Regions from separate parts of the Homo sapiens genome. Here region 2 is linked to region 1. Evidence: read pairs that join two places in POLR2A ChIA-PET (ENCODE). Cell type or tissue: OCI-LY7. All regions are shown on one strand. Each heading gives the region's core, and the rest is flanking DNA. Links, peaks and the distances in the headings are about the cores only.

Region 1 (10,407 bases), core at 3,517-8,516:
TTGGCAAAAGAATTGACACAGACCAGAACAAGAGCCTAAGAAAATTTTCTGAAACTAGCGTGATCAAATCCTGGCCAGCCAACTAAACATTCAGTTACCAGATGTACCCAATAAAACGGCAGGACTTAAATGTGTCCCACCTAGCTGAAAAGTTAAAAAACCTTGCACACGCAAGCATACACACACAAATGCCATTTGGTACAAAAAGAAAATGTTAGCAGGAAAACAAGGAAGAGAACATGTGAGGCTGGTTTAAATCTCACCTCTGATACCCACTTGCTATCTCTCCTTAGGTGAGTTATGAAACTTTCTGCTACCTGGTGTTTATATCTATGGAATGGGGATACTGTTATCACCTACTACATAGGACTGTTGTGAGGACTTAGTGAGATATTGCATAATAAACTCCAAGCTGTAGCACTGAGCCTGCCCCAGCCATCTCTCAGTAATAGCTGTTTTGCTGTTTTAGTTTGCTGTGTGCTAGCTAGATATCTGCCTCCCCTGACAGCCTTGTCTGTCCCTCTCTCTCACTCTGTGTGTCTGTCTCTCTCCCTTTCTATCTGTTTTGTACACAAGTGATATATATACATATATTTATACAAGGAATCCATGTTCATTTTATAAAGAAAATAATGTACAAAAAAAGTTTTAAACCACTCACAATGCCACCACCAAGAATAGCTATTATTTTGCTAGGTGGCCCCCTGTCTTTGTGTAAATATGTCTTACATATATAGGATCATACTATACATTCTGTCCACTAGAATTTTTTTCTGCTCAGCAGTATGTCATGCCAGTAAATATAAAATGTACATTAGCATTTGAAATTGCTATTAATGTATGGTATTCTATGTTAAGTAAATTCCATAATTTATTTAGACAATTCCATATTGCTAGGAATATAAGCTGTAATCAAATTTTCTCTGTTATAAACTTTGCTTGTATTAATATTCTGTGTCGATATATGGATATATCTGGATACTTAGTAGCTCTTACCATGGCCAAGGGTACTTTTTTCTTTTCCTCAATGAGGATGGATGATTGCTACTGATCTTGCTCACAAACCTGCGTTTGTATAATTGATAAGTAACATTTGGAGCTCTGCAGAAGATACACAATTTAACATAATAGTACCATGTAAAGTACTCCATACCTAAGTACAACCAGCAGCAAACAACACAAAGAGTAAGCCGAACCCCCCAAAACTAGAGTTAACAAGATGCAGAATTCATCTTATTGGGTGATCATGGGCACATAAATATGGAAGATCAAAGAACAGTTAGAAAACAGGAAACTGGAAACAAGCAATCATAATCTCTAGTTTGTCTTTGCACATTTATTTTGCATCTGGCAGAGATAAACACTGATTCGTAATTACCTCCTCCCCTCCTTCCATATCTAAGTCATTTCATAGGGTAATGTCAAGGGCCACATAAATAAGTAAAGTACTAAGTTAGTTTTAATAAAATGCATCCAGAATTCCCAAGCAAAAGAAAGGAAGGGAAGTCTTAGCTAATGAGGTCAGTGTTTCTGTGGACATCGGTAGCATATGTGTTCAGGGCCTACTGTTCCAAAATGGAAGTACAGAGAAGAGTACACCAGATGTCTATCTGCTTCCAGGGAAAACCTGAACCATGAGGAGAATTGGGTTGGTTTGCTATAATTTGGTCACCATTGTTTAATAATCTGGATGTCTAAATGTCTTGCGATTTTAATTTTTGAACATTCACTAACATCTAAATAAGAGTAGAGATCTCGATCCTCTTCTCAGTTCAGCTTCTGAATCACCTGGCACCATCATTTAACTTTACTGAGCCTCTATAAAATTAAGATACAATAATGCCCTATTTCTACTCTCCACTTGATAGTGATATTCCCAGTACTCAGGCAAGAACATGTTAATTAATAAGAGCTCTTTGAATTTCTTTGAAGCTGCTGAGATGTCTGAGGTGGCATGACAACACATGGCAGGATTAATATCATTTGCACTTATTTTGGTATTTATATTAAATATAATGCAGTATTTAAATTCGCAGACAAGTCAGCTCCCCATTATCTATGTTTTAATATTTATTTGTGTCCACTTTCGAGGTGAAACTGACTGTATTCAGCATTTCAGCCCGTGTTTAAGGTGGCTTGTCCCTGAAAGGTGGAGTGTTGGGGATTCATGCAAACATTTGAGGAAGGGCACCTCCCAGAAAACTTTCTTTGGTGCCTTTTACCTCCTGCTTCTTTTACTCACTCATTGGGGTTTTGCCAGGCCTTACACTGCTCTTTCCTCAACTTCTTTCCCTCTTTGCCGCTTTTCTATTTTGTCGTTCCATGCTTGAGCATGGCCTTCCCCTCCCTCTCCTGTCAGCCCCACCCACTCTTGTCTCACCCATCATGGCCCTTCTCTTCCTCCCAGTGGTTTTGTAGGATTCGCTGCCCTGGCCACTTGGGCTGCAAGTGGCCAGTGCTCCTGTTTGGCAAGCCAGCTGTGTGGCACTGCTGGGCACGCATCAGCAGACAGTCAATGCTAGGTCCCTGTTTGTTGGTAGGAACAAGATGGAAGGCAAAGAGTACCAGTGTCTCTCCTCACCCCAACCCCATCGTCTGTGTTTGACCCCACTCCTTCTCTGGACTCCTTGGCCTCTGTTTACTACATGGAACAGTGAGATGGGAATGTCAAATTATCTGTAGAGTGTTTCAATGCTAATCTGAAGAAGAGCTATCAGGCCTCATTACTCATGTGAATTGACACCAGTATGTAAGCACTGAATTAAATCTATTGTCGAATGGATTTTGGAAAGCATTATAGCAAGCATTAAGCAGGTACCCAAATGGGAGGACAGCCATCCTATTTTCCTAACTGTAGAAATTCTATTTAGTCTTTCAACAAGCATGAGGTTTTCCCCATCCTTTTGGGGATTAGTTCAGTCAAGATGGCAGCATAATCAAGATGTCAGAGGTGGTCCTAAGTGAGGAGGTTCAGGATCCAAAAGCCAAGAGTGGGCATTAATGAGTTCATGGGGTCAGGTGAGTATTATTCCGTGTTTGGTATCCCCAAGACCATCCTCAGGCTCAATTATTCACTAAAAGTACTCACGGGACTCAGAAAAAACTGTTATACTTATGGTTATGGTTTATTACAGCAAAGGGATACAGATTAAAAGCAGAAAAGGGTGAAGGTGCATGGGGTGAAGTCCAGGAGAAACAAGACACAGGCTTCCATGTGTCCTTTTCTAGTGGAGTCAAACAAATATGCTTAATTCTTCCAGCAATGATTTGTGACAACATGGGCGAAGTATTTGCCAATCTGGGAAGCTCACCTGAGCTTTAGTATTCAGGATTTGACTGGGATCAGTCACACAGACATGCAATATCTGCATGACTGACCTCAGCTACTCAAACTCCAGGCTCCCAGGGCAAAAATAGGTGTTCACCATAAATCACATTGTTGGCATAAAGTGTCTCATCATACTAGTATTGTGGGCCCAAGGCCTCTGGCATGCAAAATACTCTTATCAGGTAAAATGTTACTAGGACTCAGAGCTCATCTCTCAGAAGCTGGTCAAGAGCCAGTCCTAAAAACAGGCCTGTCTTGGGAATGTGCGGGGCTTGAGCAACTCAACCGTTTCCAGCACATATTCCCAGGGTGAAGACACTGGAAGGCTTTGGACACATGACTGAACTTCTCCTACCTCAGCTGTCACCTTCCAAGCGTAACATTCTCTCTTCCTTCCACATGGGATCATTGTGATTCTGAATAGTAACGACTATTTTCACAAAAAGTAGGTCATCTACAGCAAGGACACTATAAATTATTATTGTTATTTGTATCATATCATTATTATTCAGGGGGTGGAGCATGGGAATGAGCCCTGAACACTTCCTTGTTATCTCATAACAAGTCAGAAATGCCTTTTCCCAAGGTTCTGAAGGCAAAGATAACTTCAGAACAGCGTGTCTCCACTCCACACTGGCATTTAACCCTCTCCCTTGCTCTTCTCTGTCTCCCTTTACCTGGCAGTGGCTGAGAAACCCTGGCCCCCAGCATGAGAAGCGGACTCTGTTTGGCGACATGGTGTGCTTCTTGTTTATAACTCCCCTGGCCACCATCTCGGGCTGGCTGTGCCTGCGGGGCGCCGTGGACCACCTGCACTTTAGTAGTCGGCTGGAAGCCGTCGGACTGATTGCACTCACTGTCGCACTCTTCACTATTTACCTCTTTTGGACACTAGTAAGTATGGGCCGTGGCTGGGGTTCAGGCCATTTGGAGCTGGCAGCCTCACAGCTGGCACAAGCCTTTCCTCTTGTCTGTAACACATCTCACCTGCCCGGTAGAAAACAGACCTTCGATTGCTGGCGGGAGCATGAGATTTGGTTTATGACTATGTGTGTGTGTGTGTGTTTGTCTGTGTGTGTGTCTGTGCTGCTAAGGCGGATCACATAAAGAAAAAGTTTGGCTTCTGGGTGTCCATCAGTCAAAGACACAGACACACCATGGACGTTTCTCTCCTCTAGTAGTCTAGGACTCCATCTGTTATGAGTCTTGGCATTTTCTTTCCCTTGTTTATGTTTCTCATTTTTGCCGGGATTGTAGTATATTATGAATGATGCATTTGGCTGCTGTTGCTGTCACTGCCTGCACAGATCGTGAATCCTCCCTGCTGGTTATTTCCTTCTTACGTCCTGACACAGCCTAAAGTCTTTGTTGGACGTGGAGCCGCACTTTGCCTGGTGATTATTCTGTGTGTTGGGATATTGACTCTGCTGCCCATAAAAGCACTAATTTATCTAGCTGAGAAGCTGCCACCAAAGAAAGGCCATTTCCCAATAAGTGTTCTCGCTGTGTGTGAGGAAGAATTTTTACATATCACTTTTTTCATTCTTTTAACTTTTAACTTCATGCAGTAAGTTGATCGCTTGAGTACCAGTTGACAGCACCCACAAAATGCAACATTTGATCTCTCTCCTTATGCTTTCCTCTGGGAGCTGCAGGGAAGGACATCACTGTCTTCTAGAATATTTTCAGAAGCTGGGCCCCCTGCTTCCTGGCATTACTCTCCTGTGCCTGCTCGTTTCTAATCTGAGCACGTTCCACTGTTATTCAATATGTATTTCCTGTCTAAAGTGTACCATTCCCATATCCCATAGCACAGTGTCAGCATGTGGAAGCTGCTTCTAGCACATACTTCCTCCCTTTCTGTGTCTCCCAGACCCTGTTCCTCCAGCTGCCACTCCCACAACCCTGTTCATTTCCCTCTTCTTCATCATATGGCTCTTCCAGCTCTGTGCCTCCCCTCCAGTGAGAGTGTTCAAACAGTAAGGAGATACATTTCAGTTTCAGTAAAGAGGGAGTGTTCTAATGCTAAGAACTTATCTGAGTCTTATGGTTAATTTAGACATTCTGTTCCCAGGCTAGTGAAGCCCCAAGCAAAACTATTATTGCTTCCTTTAGAAGTCTACGCTTCCAGCTGGGCGCGGTGGCTCATGCCTGTAATCCCAGCACTTTGGGAGGCTGAGGCGGGCGGATCACTTGAGGTCAGAAGTTCGAGACCAGCCTGGCCAACATGGCGAAACCCTGTCTCTACTAAAAATACAAAAATTAGCTGGGCATCGTGGTGCATGTCTGTAATACTAGCTATTTGGGAGGCCAAGGCAGGAGAATTGCTTGAACCTAGAAGGCAGAGTTGCACTGAGCCAAGATCGTGCCACTGTACTCCAGCCTTGGTGACAGAGTGAGACTCCATCTCAAAAAAAAAAAAGTCTACGCTTCCAAAGTTCATCCTGGTTCATTTTGAATCAGGCAACGAAGCTGTTCCAGTAGCTTCCATTGTGATGGGAGGAGGGTTAGAAATAAGAAATGAAGGAGTCTAAGCAGCACTATCTAACTCCTGGTCAACAGCACCACCCTGGGAAAGTCATTTGGCTTCTGTGAGGCTCAGTGTCCTCATCTGTCAAGTGGAAATAGTGGTAATGCCCATCCTGCCAAATTCCCCTGGTGTTATGAGATTTAAGTCAAAGTGTTTATGGGAAAGTACTTTGGAGAATAATATAAGTTCTTGCCATGTTTAGAGGTTTTCTAGTCTATAATTTTTTTTAGAAGAGTGCCTATGATGAAGGATGGATGAAGTGAGCTTAAATGCTGGGCTTTCAAAACCAATGTAAGGCCTTTCTGAAATCCTGCTTTGTAAAGCATACACTTATCTAACAAGAAAGAAACAGGGTGATAGGTGGCTGGAAAAGAAGGAAGAAAGGAAGAAAAGAAAGGTTATCTCAAGAAAAAATGGATGTGACCTCGTTTCATCTCCCATCTCAGGTGAAAGGAAGGTTTGGGTAGAAAAGGTACCTAGACTAGGCTCTTTCAGGAAAATGGTAACATACTTCATTCCAGAAATGTTTCTCACGGGCAGTGCTATGCATGCGTTTAGAATCCAAGGGCCCTGTGTTTAAACCCAAGATTTATCACCCTAATAACAGTGTAAATTCAAATAGGATACTTAACCTCTCTGTTCATCCTTCCTCTTGTACAAAAAAATACAGGAAATAATTGATAACCGCTAGGTCAATCGGTTATTGCAAAGAGTAAGTGAGATAACGTCTGAGAACATACATGCAAGCACCTAGCAGAGTGTTGGCCCCAGGCTCCTTCCTGCGGCTTCCCTGCTCCCCCAGCTTCCACCCTCCCCCTGCCCTTTATAGAATGCAAAGTAGCAGGAGGGAAAGAAGGCATCTCTCCCCCTTTGACTGGTGTGAAAAACGTGCTGTGGAGTCAGCTCAGCAATAGGTTACTGAATATAGAATAACTCCGTCCCAGATAAATGCTGTGCTGAGCGGCCCTGGCAAGAGCCGTAATTCAGAAGCTGACAGCACTTGGAAACTGCCCTGCGGCAGAAACCCATTGTAAACAAGCTGTCAAGCTTAAGGAGAATATGCTGTGAAAATGTCTTAGATAAACAAACACGGTGTCAGTCCAAGCCTGGCTCCTCAGAGGAGCCGTTCCTGGAAGGGCCTCCCTGGTACTGTGAAGAAGGACAAGCGCTCACGCTGCACGCCTCAGAGTGCCTTGGAGTTTCTCGCAGGCACACGTGGCCATGCAGGTCCAGCCTTGACACACCCTCATGGAGTCCCACCTTCTGGAACCTGCTGTGTTCCAGAAGCACACCTGGGCCCCAGGAGGCCAGGGCCTTGGTCAGCTCCACCCTAAGAGCTCAGGGAGAGGTGTCCTAGAAACATCACTGTCCATGTCACAAGTGATTTGAAACCCGTAGACAGACACAAAGAGAGCTGGCTGAGAACTGAGTCCACATTAAACATGAAGAAATTGTCGGTAATGGACTTGGTATCAGCCCCAGTTTGGAGTTTGGAGGAGAATTGAGGCACCATGTACAGGAAGTCTTTCCACTCACTGCATCACTGATGCAACCAGTGTCCAGCACAGAAGGGAATGAATGAGCGACCCGGTTCCTCAAAGTGTGACTCCCAGTCCCAAGGTTTGATTGTTTAAATTCTTCTTATAAAGGGGGAACTGCCAATGGAACGCTGTCCCAACAAGGCTCACTGTGGGGCTGCTTTAGACACATCCCCCACACGGCCTACAAGCATCCTGAGGGTATTCAGCGGTATTTCCCCATGACCAATTCACTCCTATACTCCTTTTCCCCAGTGCAGTCAGAGATAGATAGGTGAGCTGGGCACATTGCTGAGGAGGCCGTTTGCCAAGGCCTAGTCCCATCGATATCCCTAAGTCACACCACTTCCAGAGAGAAAGGGCAAAATCAAAATATGTAATCAGATATCCCAAAGCCTTCTGTGACTTTTTTTTTTTTTTTTTTGAGAGGGAGTTTCGCTCTTGTTGCCCAGGCTGCAGTGCAGTGGTGTGAGCCGAGATCACCGCAACCTCCGCCTCCCAGGTTCAAGCGATTCTCCTGCTTCAGCCTCCCAAGTAGCTGGGATTACAGGCATGTGCCACCACGCCCAGCTAATTTTGTATTTTTAGTAGAGACGGGGTTTCTCCATGTTGGTCAGGCAGTCTCAAACTCCCAACCTCAGGTGATCTGCCTGCCTCGGCCTCCCAAAGTGCTGGGATTACAGGCATGAGCCACTGCACCAGGCCGCCTGCTGTGACTTTATAGCACACCTTTGCCCCAGCCGCAGTCACCTCCCTAATGGGAAGAGTGGATGCTAACATTTTCTAACCCTTCTCATAATATTCATGCGATCACAACTCTTTGTACAGCAGACTTGCCCATGATAGGAGGTTAGTTAGATGAATAAACTAGAAACTTCAGGAAGCGCATCCCATAAGGAGCAGTATTTTTATAATAGTGGCCCTATACTCTCTTCCTCCTCTCTCCTAAACTCAAAAATTTAAGAAATATCTAAGTGAAATTCCTAACATTATTGTTGGAGCATCTTTTTATGTTTTCTTTTTCCTCGCTGCCTTATTCTTCTTCTAAATTAGACCTCCTTTCTTTCCAATTATATTGCATTGCAGGGATGCAGTGTCTTGGAGCATCTAGAGAAGTAGCATTAACCCAGGGCAATGCAAACCTGTGGTCTCCTTGGCGTTGTGCTCAACTTGCCTTTATTTTCCCTGACAAAGAAGCATCTTCTTATGTTGCTTTCTTCTTATTAATTGAATTTGCCTGCAGACTGTAGTGATTAACCACAATTAAAATAGATTAATGTATAATAAGATCTCATCTGTTTGTCTACACAAGTGGGCTGAATTTTTTAATTTCCTGGCCATGGAACCAGGAGACCTGCTAAGTCGCTGACTCCCTGTGTTCCTTGAAGCAGTGCGTCTCAGGCTTGAATGCACATGCGGATCACCTGGGGGTCTTGTTAAAATGCACTCTCTCATTCCTTAGGTCTGGGTGGGGCCCAAAATTCTGATATTCTAACAAGCTCCCAGGTGATGCAGCCTGCTGCTGGTCCAGGACCACGCCGAGAGCAGAGCCTTAAAGGAAATAGCCCAATCTGTCTCTGTCTCTCTTTTTTTTTTTTTTTCTTTTTCTGTTACCCTGTATCTAAAGGGTGTCACAAAATTCTTTCTTATATTTAAGACACACAAAATACCAGCCCAAGAACACTAAAATGTATGCTCTGTGCCCTGTGCTAGGTGTTTTATATGCATTACATCAAATATCATTATTCACATCTTACAAACAAGGAAACTGAAGCTTGTTGACAGCAAATAACCTCCCCAAGTCACGTAACCACTAAGTAGAGGATGCAGATTGCAGGCCCGTGTGCCTGGCTCCGGAGCCTGCGGCCTGCACTCATAACTACTTCTCCAATTACTAATGCCAGTGTGCACAGCTCTCAGCATCATGGAAAAGGGGACTCTTGATTTGAAATCCAGCTTTCCCGTAATGTTCCCAGATTCCAGACTTCTTATATTGCCAAAGTTCCTTATTAGTATAATAATTGTCTGCATTCCACCTCTTTCCCGCTGTTGGCCCTGAACAGCTGGCTTCCCAGCCTGCCTCTCCTACATTCGTGAGTGGCACCAAGCAGCAGCAGGACAGAATAGATACAAGAGAATCACACTTGAAAAAAAAACCAAACTGATCCACTTTAGCATGTTCAGGGACTTTTGGAGAAAAGCACTTCTGTGTGAGTTTAAAAGCGTATATTTTCATACTCAACCCTCTCTGGCACTCGGCCCGTGGCATCTGCTTTCTAGCCTCAGAAATTTGAATAAGTGGCCTTGAATTTCATGATCCTGCCATGAAGACTAAAAAGCCCATTCTGATCAAGGGCCTGCCTTTCATCTACTTCCAGAAACTCGAGACCAAGTCATCAGGCCAGCCTACTTTCTGACCACCATAGACCTTTAGTGGGATCAACACAACACACCTACTCCCAGATAATTAAACAGCCCAGACCTGATTTGTCACTCCAAGCTCATGGTCTCCTTCCTTTCCAGCACTTACCTACACATCAGACTCTGAATTTCTTGGACGGTCCATCAATGTTTTATGCCAGCCTTCTCCAAAACAGACTACAGGTTTAAGCATCTCATTCCAATATATGTACATAAAAAGCAAGCACCTTGGCCGGGCACCATGGTTCACGCCTGTAATCCCAGCACTTTGGGAGGCAGAGGTGGGTGGATCACCTAAGGTCGGGAGTTCGAGACCAGCCTGACCAACATGGAGAAACCCTGTCTCTACTAAAAATACAAAATCAGCCAGGCATGGTGGCTACTCGGGAGGCTGAGGCAGGTGAATCGCTTGAACCTGGGAGACAGAGGTTGCGGTGAGCCGAGATCGCGCCATTGCACTTCCGCCTGGGCAACAAGAGCAAAACTCTGTCTCAAAAAAAAAAAAAAAAAAAAAAGACAAGGATCTCTCAGGCACCATTATGTCACTGCTTCTACCATCATGTATTATATGAGAGGTTTGGCAGGACACA
Region 2 (10,407 bases), core at 2,722-7,721, 97 kb before region 1:
GGTATGAAAAGAAACCTTAGTATCTACTAAGCCAAAACATCCTTTCACATAGGGTTGATCTGGCTTTTTGTTCTTTTTCCCCCACTCTTTCCCTATTCTTCAACATTCCATTCCCAATATGTCCAGAACTAATTCTGCATGGGACCTAATTATCGGTTGGTGACCCGAATGGGGCTGGTCACTCTGGGCAGTCTCTCTCTCCTTGGCCCTTTCTGGCCTTTAGGTCACATGTAGTACTTTATCAGTTCCCTCCAAAATAAATCCAGCTGCAAAAGTATTGGAAAATAAGGTAGGTTTTACTGAGGGTTTTGGGGGTAGAGTGAAAAGAAAACTCACCACGTGAAGACAAAACATCACAAGATTCCCAACATACAATACTCAACTGCCAAAGCCTTTCTCTTGGGGGCCAGCCCCTCATCTTTCCTCGGCTCTACCTGCCTTCCCCACACTCTTGCTCTGTACTTGTGCTAATTCAGAGAATATAGCTCCCTCAGCTTCTCCAATTTTGCTTTCTCATATCTGTTAGTTACTTAATACTGCCTTGAATTATGAGAAAGCCTCTATGCTAAGGATGACAATTTTTGTTTGTACCCCTAATCACAAATGTCTTTGTGTTTTACTTAATACATTGAAGGCATCCTTGATGTTAGGACATGTATATTAATCTTGCATTTCGGAATGGCCGAATAGTGTTGCCTTGTATACATGCAACATGCTGTGTTTAGCCATTCCTGTACACTTACCTTATTTCTTTTTCTTTTTTCTATTATAAACAAGCTGCAATCAAACATATATTGCACACTTATATGAGTATGACTGTAGGATAAATTTCTGGAATTGATATTTCTGTGTCATGAATATATGCATTGTAATATTTAGTAGTTATTGCTCTCTAGAAATTTATCTTCCAAGCAACGGTGTGAAAGAGATCTGTTTCAGTTTTCCATAAAACCCCATTTTTATGTTTGTTTACCTTATTTTATGTTTGCCGATTCCTTGATTTAGGAAGGGCTTAAGGTGGCTGGCAAGGAAATATACATTAGAGGTAGATGGGTTGGGGGTAGAAGTGAAAAATGAAAGGTAAGAATATAAAATGGACCAGTGATTAAGATTATTATAAAAATTCATTCAGGTTTATTCTATGCCCTAGGTGACCTTCAGGTTTGGTGCTAAGCTTTCCAGCAGCCAAGGCAAAGAGGGGAGTCAATTATATAAGCCACTACTAAAACAAAGCTGTGCCTTGGGGTCCTTATAAAAATGAAAAAGGACTTTGTACAGGGCAACAGTAACTTCAGCAGCATGACTTCATGTGATCCCCTCAGCACCTCTGTATCTGCTATTTACCTCGGACCCAAAACATGTTGCCCTAGAGCAGAGCTCTGCCTTCAGTCATGTACGTGCTGATTATGTTGGGTGGACAGCAGTCTGGCCAAAACTGATAAAACCTGTGCCTCCAAATGTGGCCTGATAGCAGGGCATTAAGAGCAGGCATCACCTCTCATATACATAGACCTTCCTTTCTCTTCAAAGCTCCTAGGAATTGTCTTGGAGGATGGGACCAAGAAGCAAACCCAGGATCGGTGGATGTAAACCAGATCAGGAAAGCATCACTGTGGGGGCATTTCCAGGCAGGATGTGTGGGCTGCCTGCCACGTGAGCAGGTGGAGGGCCCAATGGGGCTCTCCCTGCTGCCAGGATCGGGGCGAGGATTCCCAGAGGGAGAGAGAGCCAGGTGCCATGTGTGCAACTGCAGATGCCAGAGTGGGCTCCTGAAGGAAATTGTGTCATTTCAGCTCCTGACCTCAGAAACAGGAGATAGGAGAAAGCCATGGTGACCTCAGCTGGGTGGGGAGACAACTAATCAGCCACCCCAGGTCTGAGGTGGCCCCAAGGCAGGTCAAGGATGTGAAGAGGTCTAGATAGATAGAAAGGAAATACAGAGGCTCAGCTTTTGGAAACCACACAGGGGCTGAGTGCCCCAGTAGAGGGTCAGATAGTTCTGCAAGGAAGCCAGGGTAGCCCAAAGCAGAGGCAATGAACCTGGAGACCAAGTAGCAGAGGAGCTGAAAGAGAGTTTGACTTGTACCTAGATTTGAAACCAGAGTAAGCTAACAAGAAGACAGAATGATTCCTAGGTTCAGGGCTGGCAAAATGCAAAGTGAAATTGATCGAGTCATGTAAGATTTTGTGTCCAAACTCCACTGGGCTGTGGATAATTTTACCCTCAAGGTCCTCCACACTGTAGTATGGACACCCAGGTGTGTCCCATAGAGGACATAACAAAAATGTATCTTAACTGGGAAAAAAAGATTAACAAAAAGAATGAAGATGTGCCTCAGCTGCATGAATATAGAAGGAGAAAGATCCCTCTATGTCATTCCCTGGGTGATAGCAGGAGAACATTATCCTAAGTAGGAAAAAAAGACAGTGGAAACCTGGTTGAAGGAGCTTTTTTGCACATCACCCTGGGGAGCCACAAAAGAGAGACAGGAACAAAAGAACAGCTGCAAAGGGAGTGAAAGAAACCCAAAGAGGCATTGGCACAGGCCTACTGGGAATATGATATGGCAAAGAGAGAAAATGAGGTCTGTTTTCTAGTTAGAGAAGATTGATCTATTCAAAGGACTTTAAATTTTGTTGATTCACTTTGGGTGCATCCATGTGAAGGTTTGAGTTTTGAATCATCATGATTTTTAGCCAGTAAAAGTGTTCTGGGTTTTAGCTTCACCCACATGGACCTCAACTCGCTATTTAGAAGTCTACTGCCCTTCAGGTGGGTTGCCAACAGACTCTGCCTTTGCTGTACCTGGGAGAATGGCTTCCTCATCACCACATTCTGCATCCTTCCAAGATGGCAGTGAAGATCTTCCCAGGGCATCTGGCATTAGCAGAATGCGGCTGATGAGGAAATATGACCCCAGTTTAGGCCGTTTTACCAGAATATTACACAAATTACAAAATAACTTGATAGCTAGAAGAGAGGATTTTGAATGTTTTTACTACAAAGAAATGATTAATGTTTGAGGTGGTGGATTTGTTAATTACCCTGATTTGATCCTTGTACAATGTATATCAAACATCTCATTGTACACCAGAAATATGTATAATTTTGTGTCAATTAAAAAGAGAAGAAAACTTAATAAAAAAATTTTTTTCAACTATATATGTGAACACATGAAAATGTAATAGTAAAATTTCATTGTTACAATATTATATCCCACTTCAGCCAGGCCCAGTGGCTCACACCTGTAATCCCAGCACTTTGGGAGGCCAAGGCAGGCAGATCACAAGGTCAAGAGATTGAGACCATCCTGGCCAACATGGTGAAACCCTGTCTCTACTAAAAATACAAAAATTAGCTGGGTGTGGTGGCATGCGCCTATAGTCCCAGCTACTCGGGAGGCTGAGGCAGGAGAATCACTTGAACCTGGGAGGCGGAGGTTGCAGTGAGCTGAGATTGCACCACTGCACTCCAGTGTGGTGACAGAGCGAGACTCCATCTCAATAAATAAATAAATTTTGAAAAAAAGAATGTTATATCCCACTTTAAATATAGATTTCAGAATGAATGGTAGCCAGATTACTTCAGCTGTCACATGTAACTTACATAGCTTCTCATTAAGACTTTTAAGTCACAGATAAAATTAATTTATTGGAATAAAGTAATGCTCAAAGCATGACTGAACATGTAAAAACTTAATAAGAAGCAGAGTTTAGGTTACAGAAAGAGATGTACTTTCTTATTGTCTGAGTAAACACAGTCTCCGTAACTTGTGTGTGGTGATCTGAAATCTTGGTCAAGATTCCCTGAAATCCACTTTTAAATGAGTTCATCTGACAAACAGTGCTAGAAAGGCCCTACCTTTGATCAACGCAATGATTTTGATTTCAGAACCTCCAACTGAGGTTCCTAATCATTCCTTTGGTAACAGAGAGTTTTGAACAAAATACAAGGGCAAGAGTATCAGGAAAGGTTACTTTTTTTTCCCTCTGCCTCTGATTACCCAGAGAGCAACAGTGAAAAATATGGAGGAGAAGAGCAGAGGGCTCTTTTGGTCCAATAACAGAATTCAGAAGTAGGACACACTGGGGAGGCTTCTGCCTCCTGCAGTGGTTTTCTCCAGGATTTTTTACCCTCACTTAGGTGTAGCCTTGACAGGAAAGGATGGGGGCCAGGAGCCTGGACCATCATTCCCAGCAATCTGACCTGCTTGAGGGAGGGAAGGGTCCCCATCCATCTTTTCTTCATTCTGGGCACCTCACTTTAAAAAATAGATTTTGCGGCCGGGCGCGGTGGCTCACGCCTGTAATCCCAGCACTTTGGGAGGCTGAGGCGGGTGGATCATGAGGTCAGGAGATCGAGACCATCTGGCTAACAAGGTGAAACCCCGTCTCTACTAAAAAATACAAAAAATTAGCCGGGCGCGGTGGCGGGCGCCTGTAGTCCCAGCTACTCGGGAGGCTGAGGCAGGAGAATGGCGTGAACCCGGGAAGTGGAGCTTGCAGTGAGCCGAGATTGTGCCACTGCAGTCCGCAGTCCGGCCTGGGCGACAGAGCGAGACTCCGTCTCAAAAAAAAAAAAAAAAAAAAAAAAAAAAATAGATTTTGCTTAATATTCTGGATAGAAAGTATTCCTCTTACAGATCCTTCAGTCTCCAACTTATATTTATGCCTGAAAATAATGTTCTTTATGGCCATCACCTTAGGCAATTTGGATGGTGATGAACTACAAAAACGTATATATGTTCTTACTAATACGGATAACTTACTGCTTTATCATTGCACAGAGGCAGTAATCCACATCTCTTTCCTAGCACTACTGAAGTAGGTAGAGTCATTACAATGCATTTTAGTCAAAAGGAATGTGAGAGTTGAGGATCATTGCCCCCAAATTCTCTCTGCCACCCTCTGCACTTCTGCAATTGTCTGCTTTAGCATCTAGCTAGGTGAGCTCAGATGTGGTCTGAATTAAGAGCAGTGTGACCTCAGAGCTGCCAGGTTTGCAGGCGCCTCCCCTACAGGTGGAAGCTATACTTCTGGATTGCTCCACCTGGCAGGAACCCCAGAGAGGTGGAATTCCATGCGTTGTGCTCGGACCTCCACAAACTGCAGGCTGATACAGAATGTGTTTACTGGGTTAGTGCAACCTAGCATGCAAACGTGGACACAGGATAGTCACAACTCCCACAGCAGCCTAAAGGAACTATGCAGGTCAGGTTGTGAAATGGCACCCAGAGTTATTTAGAAGGGCGTTTGGAATTCATAACGAGGTTGGTTTTGTTTTAAACCCTACTGTTGTCCTGGTAGGAAACAATGAGTGTTGATTACATTTTATTCTACTTAACATCAGTGCTTCTCAAGGGAGATATTGGTGACATGGAATTAGGTCTTATATTCAGGCATATAGCAAAAATAAATAAAGAACCTGGGGAGAAGATATTAAAATTTTAAGTAAAAGTGGAAATGAGACTACGAACAAAGGCAAAGAGAAAGAATATTTTAAACTGATATATCATGTGATATAGAGACATTAGCATACACTTTTGTTGGGTACGGGGAGAAATGTGGTATATAAATTATGCCAAAATCAAATTTTTCTCCATTGCTGGAGTGTATTTGGGATGGGTTTCAAAACTCTCTCAAATATACAGGGTTTTTTTGGTGTTTTTTTTACATCCTGTTTCAACATCCAGGGTCTAGACATTGGACTTCCTTCAAACAAGAGGCCAGTGAGAATAAATTTGAGCATGCAGTTGTTAAAACCACTCTCTTCCTCCACGTAGCTCTTGACAGCAGCTGCAGAAAATGAAACCTGTTGGGGGTGGAAGTGGATGGAGGTAAGGCAGTCTCAGATGGGAGGAATATGCTGATAGAGGAATCTGACCCTCAATTAATGAATGGCATCAACACCTTTCATGTTGAATGGCACACCCGAGGCCTGGGTGAGACAAGCAGGGAGAGAAGAGAAAGATCATATCTTGTTAATTGACCTCATCTCACCTCCTCCCCCATAAAAGCACATGACTTGTAACACAGAACTTCCTTTAATTTCATCAGACTACCTTGCCCAGAAACGAAGCACAGTAGTGATTATGAATGAACAGATACTTTGCCCCTACCTCTTGCCATTATCTCTTCCATAAACTTACTTAGGGAAAGCTAACATGAATCTCACTTCCTGGTTTTTAGGGGGTGATTTGAGGTTCTGGGAATTTTTTTTTTTTTTTTTTTTTAGTTCTTTAATTTTAAGCAGTCAAACACTCTGTTCCAAACAGAATGCAAATCCCACTCGTTGTACTCCTAACTTTGTATTATAAATGTTGGACTCTGTGAAAGCAGCAAGAGTAATGGTATAACTGGTGTGGATAATGACAGCTTTTGGTCTTGGAAAAGAAAAAAATGAAAAGACTTGTTCAGAATTGCAGAGCCAGGGAGTCTGGCAGTTTTTTCTCATATTTCTAGGTGATAGACAAATTGTTAGTTACCACATGTATAATTTATTAGTAATTGCTCTAATTTGCCTCCTAAGTTTCTAAGTTGCCGGTTCACTGAGATCAACTGTTTTGTACCCATAAAATAAGAATCATATGGTAATTTAATGAAGTAGCTAGCCAGTTAGCATGGTTTCTGTGCAAATGCAGTATTACCCTTGCAATTTAGAAAAGGGGGAGAGGAATAACAGTGTCAAACTTCTTAGAAGCCTAGTGACTAATTGTCACTTACTGGGATTAAAATGCTACACCCACATTTTCCTCTTGTGGACATATGGACACTAAGATAACTGTCTTTCCTTTGGGTTGTGTTGCAGTCTCTTTAAAACAAAATGCTTCCTTCCTCCTGGGAGCAGTGTAAGAGCTGCTGAGTGAAGGAAGCTGGATCCCTCCCATGGGTGATCTCTGGGAGAGAGGCCTAGAGCCTGCTAATGAAGTTAGAGCACAGCTTAAGGTACAATAGACCTGCTGCAAGGATGTTGGGGATAGGGTCAACATAGAACATTTGTTTTTTCTTTTCTTTTTTTTTTTTTTTTTTTGAGACAGAGTCTCGCTCTGTCACCCAGGCTGGAGTGCAGTGGCGCGACCTCGGCTCACTGCAACCTCTGCCTCCCGGGTTCATGCCATTTTCCTGCCTCAGCCACCCGAGCAGCTGGGACCACAGGTGCCCACCACCACGCCCGGCTAATTTTTTGTATTTTTAGTAGAGACAGGGTTTCACCATGCTAGCCAGGATGGTCTTGATCTCCTGACCTCATGATCTGCCCGCCTCGGCCTCCCAAAGTGCTGGGATTACAGGTGTGTGCCACCGCGCCCTAGCCTGTTTTTTCTTCTTAAAGCAAGCATTCTACTTCTCTCCAAACGTAATTAGTTGACTTCAGGTATGGCTATAAGAACATAAATGCAAAAATTTCTTCTTATGGCCAGACTGTCAGATTTCTCTCTGTTCTTGAATTTTCTCAACCTACCAACAATAAATTGTCTACTTATCTTTTAAACTCAGGAGCCAAACAAGCAGAGTCCTCATTCTGCTTCATGTGACATCAGCAAGACTGAACTCTCCTCTGCTTGCTGTGCTCTGTTCTTGCTGGTTTGTAAGTGGCAGCAATCATAAGAGGCAGGAACACAGCTTCCCATTTGTTTTTCAGGTTTAAGCTGTGGTTTTGGAAATGACAGGAAGTAGGAAAATGAAGCTTTTGGCTGGCCTTTGAAGAAACTGGAAGTAGAGGTGACAGAATACATGCGGATTGCTCTGGACCTTTTTGGAAAATCACTCTTTTGCCCAACACAGTTGGCAACCATCCTGGGACCGATAAAATTCCTTTGCACTTCATCAGAATTTAACTTTGGCTTAATCTGTCAAAGTCACAACCACATCTCTCAAGAGTACCATTTGGCCACAAGTCAAATACATTATCACAAACACATTAGATGTTCCTGAATAGCATTCCTAACCCATAGCTGATGTCCACATTCATCGAGCAAGATCAAATACCAAAAGAAAAAAAAAAAAGAAAAAAAGTAATTTAATCCATGCTAATTTTATTGAAATCAAGACACTTTCCTAAGTGGACAAATTTTTAGAAAAAGAGCATAAGCCAGCTGGGCGCAGTGGCTCACACCTGTAATCCCAGCACGTTGGGAGGCTGAGGTGGGTGTATCATCTGAGGTCAGGAGTTCGAGACCAGCCTGGCTAACATGGCGAAACTCTGTCTCTACTAAAAATACAAAAGTTAGCCAGGTGTGGTGGCATGTGCCCGTAATCCCAGCTATCTGGGAGGCTGAGGCAGGATAATCATTTGAACCCGGGAGGCAGAGGAAGCAGTGAGCTCATATTGCCCCACTGCACTCCAGCCTAGGTGACAGAGCAAAACTGTCTCAAAAATAAAAAAATTAAAAAAAAAAGAAAAAAGAAGAAGAAAAAGAGCATAAGCCTGGAACCTGAAATGACATCACCAATGGTTAGAAATTTTAATGAAATTGGGATACTTACAGCCTCTTGAATTTCTCAGTAGATTATTATCATATTCATCCCCAAGGAGAGTCACCTAGCTTCATGTTTGCTTGGTCAATGTTTGGTAAGCACCAGGGCGAGATGGTTGGCCCATGTATCTAAAGTAGTGCTACTCAGAGTGTGGTCTTAGGGCCAGCAGCATCTGGAAGCCTATTAGAAATGCAAATTAATGGCCCCACCCCAGCCTCCTGTAGCAGAATCTCTGCAGATGGGGGTCAGGAATCTGGGTTTTTATAAACTCTCCAGGTGATTCTAATGCTCGCTCAAGTTTAAGAACCACTGGCCTCACATCTCCAGAACAAACTGTCAACCAGCAACTGATGGTTTGTGGTTATGTCTGCAAATGAAAGAAGTGCAGCCATCCATGCCATCCTCCCTTGGTTGGAAACTAAGTCCCAGCTGCTGATTTTTGCTTCCTTTTCTCTACATTTCCAAATACCTGTGTTAGAACTGTGGGGCTCTATACATAGAAAATGTCTTAAAATAACAGTCTGTGTTTTTAAACTTGGGACTGTAAGGGGCTCCTCCTAAACATGTTTGGAGTATTTTATTTTGCTGATACTAGAAGCTGACCATTTACCTAAATAGTAATATACACCTTTCCAGAATCAGCTCTCTGGACAACCCAGCTGTCTGCTGCAAAAGAGCAAAAAACCCTAAAGTAGACCAAAAAAAGTTCCAATCATCCAACATATATATGTTGGGTAAAATTGTGCATCAAAGCTCATACCTTTTTCTAAACTCTTGGAGGCCATCAAAATCTACTCACTCTTACTTTCTAAAATTAGTTGTACCTTAGAAGTACATAAGTTTTTTAAAAATTCAGATGCATAAGAACTAATTGTAAGAGCTAAAATATAAAACTCATAAGAAAACACATGTAAATCTTCATGATCTTGGATTAGGCAATGGTTTCTTAGATATGCCACCTAAAGCACAAGCAATGAAAGAAAAAATAATTAAAATTTGAAACTTTGTGCTTTAAAGGACTATTTCAAGATAGAAAGTGAAAACACAGCCCATAGGATGGAAGGAAATATTTGCATATCACTTATCTGAAAAGAGTCTAGTATCCAGAACATATAAAGAATTCTTACAACTTAATAGTTGAAAAAAATAGGCTAGGCACGGTAGCTCACACCGGTAATCCCAGCACTTTGGGAGGCCTGGGTAGAGTTCAAGACCAGCCAGGCCAACATGGCGAAACCCTGTATCTACTTAAAATACAAAAATTAGCTGGGCTTGCTGGGGTACACCTGTAATCCCAGCTACTCTGGAGACTACACACGAGAATCACTTGAACCCAGGAGGTGGAGGTTGCAGTGAGCCAAGAACCCACCACTGCACTCCAGCATGGGCAACAGAGCGAGACTCTGCCTCAAAAATAATAATAACCCAATTGAAAACTGGACAAAAGATTTGAATAGGCATTTCTCCAAAGAAGGTATACATATGACCAATAAGCACATGAAAAGATGCTCAGCCTCTTTAGTCATTAGGGAAATGCAAATAAACACAATGAGATGCCATTTCACATCCACTAAGATGGATAGAATCAAAAAGATAAACAATAACAAATATTGACAAGAATTTGGAGAAACCGGAACCCTTATACATTGCTGATGGAAATGTAAAGTGGTGTGGCCACTTTGGGAAATAGTTTGGCAGTTCCTCAAAAAGCTAAACAATAGTCACCATATGACCTAGCAATTCCACTCCTAGGTGCATACCCAGTAGAATTGAAAATGTATGTGGAAACAACCCAACTGTCCAACTGATGAATGAACAAACAAAATGTGAAATGGTCAACCATGAAAAGGAACAAAGTACTGGTGCATTCTACAACATAGATGAACCTTGAAAACATTAAGCTAAGTGAAAGAAGCCAGACACCAAAAGCCA

Evidence for each region. ChIA-PET counts read pairs that join two places held together with the same protein. Peaks named below come from ENCODE experiments on the same cell type or tissue, not always from the same donor. Only the 100,000 strongest peaks of a DNase experiment are listed, where the experiment ranks them.
Region 2: POLR2A ChIA-PET joins it to region 1 with 28 read pairs; 4 of 35 experiments call an interaction of 5 or more read pairs at or near these places.

Annotation. Positions count from the first base shown.
Region 1 is chr5:126,872,000-126,882,406 of GRCh38, reverse strand. MARCHF3 (membrane associated ring-CH-type finger 3) reads left to right here. Exons shown (of 5, transcript NM_178450.5): 4 at 4,013-4,222. Among named protein-coding and RNA genes, the nearest start is that of LMNB1, 100 kb to the right of the region's middle. RefSeq lists an enhancer at 6,545-7,044. In OCI-LY7, for the core only: no CTCF peak of the experiment used is centred there; no DNase peak of the experiment used is centred there.
Region 2 is chr5:126,968,072-126,978,478 of GRCh38, reverse strand. The region is part of intron 1 of MARCHF3 (membrane associated ring-CH-type finger 3); the gene reads left to right. Among named protein-coding and RNA genes, the nearest start is that of MARCHF3, 57 kb to the left of the region's middle. RefSeq lists enhancers at 5,856-5,905, 5,926-6,015. In OCI-LY7, for the core only: no CTCF peak of the experiment used is centred there; a DNase peak (open chromatin) is centred at 5,768; H3K4me3 peaks cover 2,653 bases; H3K27ac peaks cover 3,078 bases.